Linked DNA regions of Homo sapiens: region 1 is linked to region 2. A link is an interaction called in ENCODE POLR2A ChIA-PET data of the cell type or tissue named here. Cell type or tissue: B cell. All regions are shown on one strand. Each heading gives the region's core, and the rest is flanking DNA. Links, peaks and the distances in the headings are about the cores only. Region 1 overlaps MGAT5B (alpha-1,6-mannosylglycoprotein 6-beta-N-acetylglucosaminyltransferase B). Region 2 has its middle 9.3 kb from the start of SNHG20.

Region 1 (4,388 bases), core at 127-4,126, 140 kb before region 2:
TTCCAAATATGGAGCTTCCATCAGAGGTCCCCCTCCTTCAGTGAAAGAAGGGATGGGCAGATAAGATGGATGAATGAGAGGATGGATGGATAGATGGATGAGTCGATGGGTGGATGGGTGAGTGGAGGGATGTGTGAGAGGGATGGATGGATGAATGGGTGGGTGGATGAGTGGATGGGTGGATGTTTGAGAGGGATGGATGGGTGAATGGATGGATGGGTGGGTGGACGCATAGAGTTATGGGCAGGTGGACAAATGGATGGATGGATGGATGCATGGATGGTGGGTGCATGGATGGATGGTGGGTGCATGGATGGATGGTGGGTAGATGGATGGATAGGATGGATGGGATGGGTGAGAGAGAGAGATGGATGAATGGACTACAGAGAGCTCCACAGCTCCTCAGAGGAGCTTAGAGGTCATTAGGGGTTCAGCAGATGCCAAGTGGCACCACGTGAATCCATTTAAATGTTGGTCCCCATAGGGTTCCTTTGGAAAGAAAACAGTTTCATGGCTAAAAGTAATCCTGAAGCCTCTGCTCTAGTCCAATCTCTGCCATTCATAGGTTTTCAGGGCCAGAGAGGGGCGGGGCCTTTCCCAGTGTCCCACAGCCAGTTAATGGCCAACCTGAGACTGGGTCCACATCTTCTGACTTCCAGACCAAAGGGATCTCCTCCATGGACTTTGCCTTCTGTGGTTTGCATGTGGTTCCCATCTCCTCCTCTTCTTTTTCCAGGGGAAGGAGAAGTTCCTGGGCATCCTGAACAAATACATGGAGATCCATGGCACCGTGTACTACGAGAGCCAGCGGCCCCCCGAGGTGCCAGCCTTTGTGAAGAACCACGGCCTCTTACCGCAGCCTGAGTTTCAGCAGCTGCTGCGCAAGGCCAAAGTGAGCTCCCATCCCCCGCACCATTCTCACACTTGCCGGCTGCAGACACTGAGGTCACCACCCATGCCTGCCACCACCACTCAGGCCCCTTCCACATATGGACATACCCCAGCATGCTCTGCTGCCCTGAGCCCCACATCTGGCCAGAGCCCAGGGGCAGAGATGTGGGTGCCCACCAGGCAGGAGAGGTCCTATAGAGAAAGGGACCTGGGCAGGGCCAGCAGAGCAGCAGAGCCGTGGCTCAGTGATGGGGAAGTAGAGTTGGACTGCCCATCCTCCCCCTTGCAGTACCAGTCCAGCCAAATGGACTCCTGGGTCAGGCCTAGCTTTTGGAGACACTGAGCTGGGGGGTGGTTGGGTGGGTGGAGAGAAGGGTCCTGGCTAGAGTGCCATTGAGCCACTAGTCCTGAGTGACTGCTTCAGGGGTCCCTGAGCTGTACTGCTGGAGCAGCAGTTGACACAGTGGGCAAAACCCTGACTGGACCCTGGAGTATCAGCTGAGGCTGGAGAGTCTCCAGCCAGCTTCTAGGCACCCCCTCACCCTCTTTTTTATGAGACAGGGTCTTGCTCTGTCACCCACGCTGGAGTGCAGTGGTGCAATCAGGGCCCACTGCAACCTTATATTCCTAGGCTCACACAGTCCCCTCACCTCCACCTCCCGAGTAGCTGGGACTATTGGCATACACCACCACACCTGGCTAATTTTTAAATTTTTTGTAGAGATGGTGTCTTCCTACATTGCCCAGGCTGGTGTCAATCTCCTGGGCTTAAGCGATCCTACCACCTCGGCCTCTCAAAGTGCTGGGATTACAGATGTGAGCCACTGCACCTGGCCCCAGGCCCTCTCTTGATCTCACCATAGCTTGTTTCCCAAGGCATCTTGGGGGTGTGTGTGTGTGTGTGTGTGTGTGTGTGTGTGTGTGTGTGTGTGTTGGGGGCAGTGGAGATGCTTGCATGCAGTGAATAACCTGAACAACCTCACAGAACAGCCCTGGATTCAGAATCATTTATTAAGTGCCTTTGAGGCCAGCCCTGTGCACTCCTAGCACAAGTTACTTAAAAAATAATAATTTTGGCCAGGTGCGGTGGCTCACACCTGTAATCCCAACACTTTGGGAGGCCGAGGTGGGCGGATCACGAGGTTAGGATATCGAGACCATCCTGGCCAACATGGTGAAACCCTGTCTCTACTAAAATACAAACAAACAAACAAACAAAAAATCAGCTGGGTGTGGTGGCGGGCGCCTGTAGTCCTGGCTACTCAGGAGGGTGAGACAGGGGAATTGCTTGAACCCGGGAGGCAGAGGTTGCAGTGAGATGAGATGGTGCCACCGCACTCCAGCCTGGTGACAGAGCAAGACTCCGTCTCAAAATTTTTTTTCAACTTTTATTTTAGGTTTAAGGGGTACATATGCAGGCTTGGTACCTGGGTATATTGCATAATGCTGAGGTTTGTGATATGAAGGATCTTGTCACCCAGGTAGTGAGGATAGTACCCAGTAGTTAATTCTTCCGTCTTTACCCCCTTCCTCCTCCCCACTCTGGGAGTCCCCAGGTGTCTGTTGTTGCCATCTTTATGCCCATAAGTACCCAATGTTCAGCTCCCACTTATAAGTGAGAATATGCGGTATTTGGTTTCTGTTCCAGCTTTAATTCACTTAGGATATTGGCCTCCTGCTGTATCCATATTGCTGAAAAGGACATGATTTTGTTTTTTTTTATGTCTGCGTAGTATCTTATGGTGTCTATGTACCATACTTTCTTTATCCAAGCCACCGTTAATGGGCACCTCCGTTGGTTCCATGTCTTTGCTGTTGTAAATAGCCTCACACAAGTTAGATGCTGAATAAATGTTTTTGGGATGAGTGAGTGAGGTTCCTGGAGGTCTCTTGCAGGTGCGGGCCTGCAGCTTTCTTGGCCTGAAACCCTTGTTCTTTTCTTCCTCCCTCCACAATCATAAATCATAGCCTGATAGAGCAAGAAGAGACCATTGATAATACCTAATTAGACCCCCTTATTTCACAAATGGGGAAACTGAGGCCCAGAGAGGGGAAGTGCTTGCCCGTGGCACAAGATGTTCTGGGCTGGCTTTTCCAGCCCTGTTATAGCTCACATAACAGGCTGAGCAAAAATAATCGCTCCAGGCCCAGCTGCCTCCTGTGAATATCCCGAAGCCTCACCTTGTCCCCGGCATCCTGGTGCTTACTGGGCTGTGGCGGCCCAGCCCTCCCTGATCACTGCGCCCCTTGACTCTGCAGCTCTTCATCGGGTTTGGCTTCCCCTACGAGGGCCCCGCCCCCCTGGAGGCCATCGCCAATGGTTGCATCTTCCTGCAGTCCCGCTTCAGCCCGCCCCACAGCTCCCTCAACCACGAGTTCTTCCGAGGCAAGCCCACCTCCAGAGAGGTGAGTGGAAAGCATCCTGGTCCCCGATCAGGAGGGGCCGGGACAGAGACCCCTGCAGGTCCTGGAAGAGGCAGACTGAGATGTGGGGCAAAAGGAGATAGGACAAGTGTATGGGGTACCTTTCTTTGTCCCTGTCCCACTGGCAGGCACGGGGGGCATCTGCAATCTCTGTACCCTTGCCAGGTGTTCTCCCAGCATCCCTACGCGGAGAACTTCATCGGCAAGCCCCACGTGTGGACAGTCGACTACAACAACTCAGAGGAGTTTGAAGCAGCCATCAAGGCCATTATGAGAACTCAGGTGAGAGCAGCCACATACAGTTGAGACCCCCCACTAGTCCACACTGCTGGTCTTCACTCTGATTAGAAAACGGTGCCCCCCTCTGGGTGAGTTCAGACTTGCAGGCCTGGGTTGGCAAAGGTGTCCATCCCTCCCCTGGTCAGACACAGCCCTGAGCCAGGGCATGTGGATTGGAGAATGGAATGGGGGATCCCATTCATCTACTCAGGTGTGATGTGTGGGGAATGCCTTTGTGCAGTGAGCAACCTGCACAACCTTACATGGCAGCCCTGGATCTCAAATTGTTTATGGAGCACTTTTGAGGGCCAGGTGCTAACTGAATGTTTTCACGATGGATGTGTGGAGGTTCTTGAAACTGCTGCAGGTGTGGCTTTGCAGCCTTTACACAGCACATTTCAAAATATAATGTGCATACAGAGCGTCTGTTAATGCGGGGCAACGCTTCGAGTAGCAAGGGGGCAGAACACCCTGGGTCTCCAGCGAACGTGGGTGCTGGTGTGTGTAGGTGCACATGTGTGGGCTGGGTGAGAGTGAGGAGGGGCTTGTGCCTGATGCTCATCTCCGCAGTGGACATGTTTGTGGCTTTTGATCGTGCCTTGTGCTTGGCTGGTTCCTTCATTCTGGGGAGGCTCAGACCTGGTGAACGAGAGAGCCTCCTCTCACTATGGTTCTCCTGGATCCCCTTCTTGCTATAGCTCAGATGATAGGCTGAGCAAAAATAATTGCTCCAGGCCGGGAATGGTGGCTCCCGCCTGTAATCCAGCACTTTGGGAGGCCGAGGCGGGCAGCTC
Region 2 (4,388 bases), core at 137-4,136:
GCTTACATGTGTAAAGGTATAAAAACTACCATTTGGGCGGGGCACGGTGGCTCATGATTGTGATCCCAGCACTTTGGGAGGCTGAGGCAGGCGGGTCACCTGTGGTCAGGAGTTCAAGACCAGCCTGGCCAACATGGTGAAACCCTGTCTCTACAAAAATACAAAAATTAGCTGGGCGTGATGGCAGGTGCCTGTAGTCCCAGCTACTCAGGAGGTTGAGGCAGGAGAATCATTTGAACCCGGGAGGCGGAACTTGCAGTGAGCTGAGATTGAGCCACTGCACTCCAGCCTGGGTGACAGAGTGAGACTCTGTCTCAAAAAATAAAAAAAACCCACAGTGAATTGGGTGCTGATGAAGTGACCTGGGTAATCCATGCTGGTGACCCATGGGGCGAGGCTCTCCAGAAACATTTATTGAGCACCTCCTCTTTCCCTGACCCTGGACCAGGTGCAGTGAATACAGACGTCACAAGACCTAACCAGCAGGATGAAGTGCAGGTTCCCAGGACCCTAGCGTAGCTGGGGAGACAGTACTGTGTGATAGAGCCACAGCCAGGTGGGGTACCGGGCACGGAGGGTTAAGGAGGAAGGGGCATGGCTCTCCCTGGAGGGAAGCCAAATGGTACTTTTCAAAAAGTTGCAAACATGGCTTTCAACTATAAAATAAACGTGTAAATAATTTCATTCAACTTGTGAATTAATGAGGGAACCAATGAGATGTGGAGAGCAGTTGAAAACAGAATTTGAAAATCAGCCATATACAGATGCAGTTAGGAATGCTAGGATGGATTTGCTAATAGATACCAAGTGGGTCAGTGTCCTACGGGGCAATAAAATGTAATGTTTACAGTCATCTTTTCTATGGGACGGACACCAACTGTATCTCTGTGGGACAAAATCCATTTACATTGTTATGGACAATCATTATTTCCATTTTCTACCATTTAATGTCTCCCCTATCAGAGAATTAAAAAAGCCTGGTCAGGCTGGGTGCAGTGGCTCATGCCTGTAATTCTAACACTATGGGAGGCCAAGGCAGGCAGATCACCTGAAGTCAGGAGTTTGAGACCAGCCTGGCCAAAATGGCGAAACCCCGTCTCTACTAAAGATACAAAAATTAGCCGGGCGTGGTGGCACATGCCTGTAATCCCAGCTACTCGGGAGGCTGAGGCAGGAGACTCTCTTGAACCCAGGAAATGGAGGTTGCAGTGAGCCGAGATGGTGCCAATGCACTCCAGCCTGGGCGACAGAGCGAGACTCCATCTCTAAATAAATAAATAAATAAATAAAACAGCCTGGTCAACAGAAAGACAGCAAACAGAGTCCTGTGTAAACAGGCAATCCCTGAAACCCGGCCCTGAACCCCATGGGAAGCATGCCCAGAATCCCTCTTGTCCATCTCCAAGTCTTGGACAATTTCTCCTGACCGGGGACTATCCCAGTCTGTTCACACATCTGCAGGACCATGTAGGGCACCTCTAATCTAGCACACTGGAATCACCCAGGGAGCTTCGAAACATCCTGCTCCCCAAGCCACACCCACACCCATAAAATCAGAATGTCAGTACTTGGTACCCGGCTTCGGTATCTTTTTTTTTTTTTTTTTTTCCTTGAGACAGAGTCTCACTCCGTTACCCAAGCTGGAGTGCAGTGGCACAATTCCGGCTCACTGCAACCTCCACCTCCTGGATTCAAGCGATTCTCCTGCCTTAGCCTCCTGAGTAGCTAGGATTACAGGTGCCTGCCACCATGGCCAGCTAATTTTTGTATTTTTAGTAGAGACAGGGTTTCACTATGTTGGCCAGGCTGGTCTCGAACTCCTGACTTCAAGTGATCCTCCCAAACTGCTGAGATTACAGGTGTCAGCCACCACACCCAGCTGGCTTCAGTTATTTTCAAGCTCCCAGATGATTCTGATGTGCAAACAACGTTGAGAACCACAGCTCTGAGGACATCCAAGCAGGAACTCCAGGCTGTCCTCTACCCTCCTCCCCAGCCTTCCCACCTCTCCCTCCTCCTCGAAAGGCTTCCTTTGTGTCTTAGGGGGTAGTCACTGCAGCCTCTTCGGGCTCCTGAAACGTCCCTGCTATTTTGCAGAAGTGACTGATGGGGCAGCCCAAGGGCAGCTTTGAAACCCCCTTTTGAGTCCCAGGAGATAGCATCTTGTGATTTGCTCCACAACACGGAAGGAACCCACAGCTTGAGAGCAACAAATGAGAAGAAATCTATCATCCTCAGAAAATTGGCTCCTGGCTGTCCCGCCGAGTGACAGTAATCACAGAGGCCTCTTAAAGTGCCCGGCTAAATAAATAGTTTTAATAGTAACGAACCAGCTGCCAGCCTGAAAGCTTGTAATCATGATGCAGGTGGGCTCTGGGGCTGCCTGTATGTGCCCGCCAGCCCCTTTTGCAAGAGCATAAATCCAGGCACCATAAGGAGACACTTAAGCTCCCAGCTGGATCTTTGTACAGAAAGTATAACCGAAGATGTCTGCTTTCAGCTGCCCAGGTGAGTTTGCAGCCTGGGGAGAGCTGCAATCACAAAACTCCCCAGGCCTCCTAGTCTCACCCAAAGAGCAGCCCCAGGGAAATGGTCTGGGAGGATAGGACTGGCCATTACTGGAATTGGCCAGATATCCTGGCAGCCAAACCCCTGAGCAACCTGTAATCCCAGCACCTTGGGAGGCTGAGGCAGGAGGATCGCCTGAGCTCAGGAGTTTGAGACCAGCCTGGGCAACATAGCAAGACCCCATCTTAAAACACACACACACACACAGACAAACACACAACCTGAGTAAGTTGTTGGGCCAGAAGCCAGGGGGTGGCAGTTGGGAGTTGGGAGGAATGTGTTACAGGTAGAAAGGAATGGCCAGCTTGGAGAAATGGCCACTGGGATGACTTTGAGGACATCATTGATTCCAGCAGACCATAGGGAGCAATCAGGGATTTGGAAGCTTAAAATCTTTTTTTTTTCTTTTTTTTTTTTGAGATGGAGTCTCGCTCTGTCACCCAGGCTGGAGTGCAGTGGCGCGATCTCGGCTTACTGCAAGCTCCGCCTCCCAGGTTCACGCCATTCTCCTGCCTCAGCCTCCCGAGTAGCTGGGACTACAGGCCCCCGCCGCCACGCCCAGCTAATTTTTTGTATTTTTACTAGAGACAGGGTTTCACCGTGTTAGTCAGGATGGTCTCGATCTCCTGACCTCGTGACCTGCCCGGCTCGGCCTCCCAAAGTGCTGGGATTACAGGCCTGAGCCACCGCGCCTGGCCTGGAAGCTTAAAATATTGACCATATTTCTTGTTTCCTGGGTGGCCTCAAGCAAGTCACTTAGTCTTTCTGAGCCTTTAAAACATGGCCAGGTGCAGTGGCTCACACCTGTAATCCCAGCACTTTGGGAGGCTGAGGTGGGAGGATCACCTGAGGTCAGGAGTTCTAGACCATCCTGGCCAACATGGTGAAACCCCGTCTCTACTCAAAACACAAAAATTAGCTGGGCGTGGTGGCATGCACCTGTAATCCCATTCACTTGGGAGGCTGAGGCAGGAGAGTTGCTTGAGCCCAGGAGGCGGAGGTTGCAGTGAGCTGAGATCGCACCATTGCACTCCAGCCTGGCAACACAGCGAGACTCTGTCTCAAAAATAAAACAAAAACAAAACAAACAAAAAAAAACATAAGCACAGGGTGCGCGCAGTGGCTCATGCCTGTAATCCTAGCACTTTGGGAGGCCAAGGTGGGTGGATTGTGTGAGCTCAGGAGTTCCAGACCAGCCTGGCCAACATGGTGAAACCCCTCCTTTACTAAAATACAAAAAAAAAAAAAAAAATTAGCCAGGTGTGGCAGTGTGCGCCTCCCGAGTAGGCTGAGGCAGGAGAATCACTTGAACCTGGGAGGCGGGAGGCGGAGGTTGCAGTGAGCCGAGATCACACCACTGCACTCCAGCCTGGGTGACAGAGCAAGACTCTGTCTCAAATAAAAATAAAAATAAAAAATAACAAACTAAAACATAAGCACAACAATACCTCATCCCTAGGGTTGCTTTGAAGTTAAATGACATACTGCACAGGAAAATAACTAGCACAAAGCCAGATACCTGGCCAGCCGAGGCGATCATGCCAATTTCCTCCCTCCCTTCCTTCCTTTATATCCCAAGATTTCAAGGATTGGGCTTGGGGAGACAAAAGCTCCTAGCTCTGCGCCATCCACTGTGGCAGCCATGAGCCCCATGTGGCTACTAAGCCCCTGACCTGCGGTCAGCGTGAATTGAGAGGTGTCATAAGCAGGAACCACACACCAATTTCTGACTTAATACAGAAAAGAAAGTAAAATTGGTCTAACAGTTTTTATATGATTACATGTTATGATCATATTTTTATCTCTTAAATAAAATAAAG

Evidence for each region. Peaks named below come from ENCODE experiments on the same cell type or tissue, not always from the same donor. Only the 100,000 strongest peaks of a DNase experiment are listed, where the experiment ranks them.
Region 1: POLR2A ChIA-PET joins it to region 2 with 7 read pairs; 4 of 35 experiments call an interaction of 5 or more read pairs at or near these places.

The regions. Positions count from the first base shown.
Region 1 is chr17:76,937,252-76,941,639 of GRCh38, forward strand. It overlaps MGAT5B (alpha-1,6-mannosylglycoprotein 6-beta-N-acetylglucosaminyltransferase B), which reads left to right. Exons shown (of 18, transcript NM_001199172.2): 13 at 737-892; 14 at 3,151-3,297; 15 at 3,481-3,597. Among named protein-coding and RNA genes, the nearest start is that of MGAT5B, 71 kb to the left of the region's middle. RefSeq lists enhancers at 431-973, 3,281-3,839. In B cell, for the core only: no CTCF peak of the experiment used is centred there; no DNase peak of the experiment used is centred there; H3K27me3 peaks cover 319 bases.
Region 2 is chr17:77,077,117-77,081,504 of GRCh38, forward strand. No RefSeq gene overlaps it. Among named protein-coding and RNA genes, the nearest start is that of SNHG20, 9.3 kb to the right of the region's middle. In B cell, for the core only: no CTCF peak of the experiment used is centred there; a DNase peak (open chromatin) is centred at 2,135.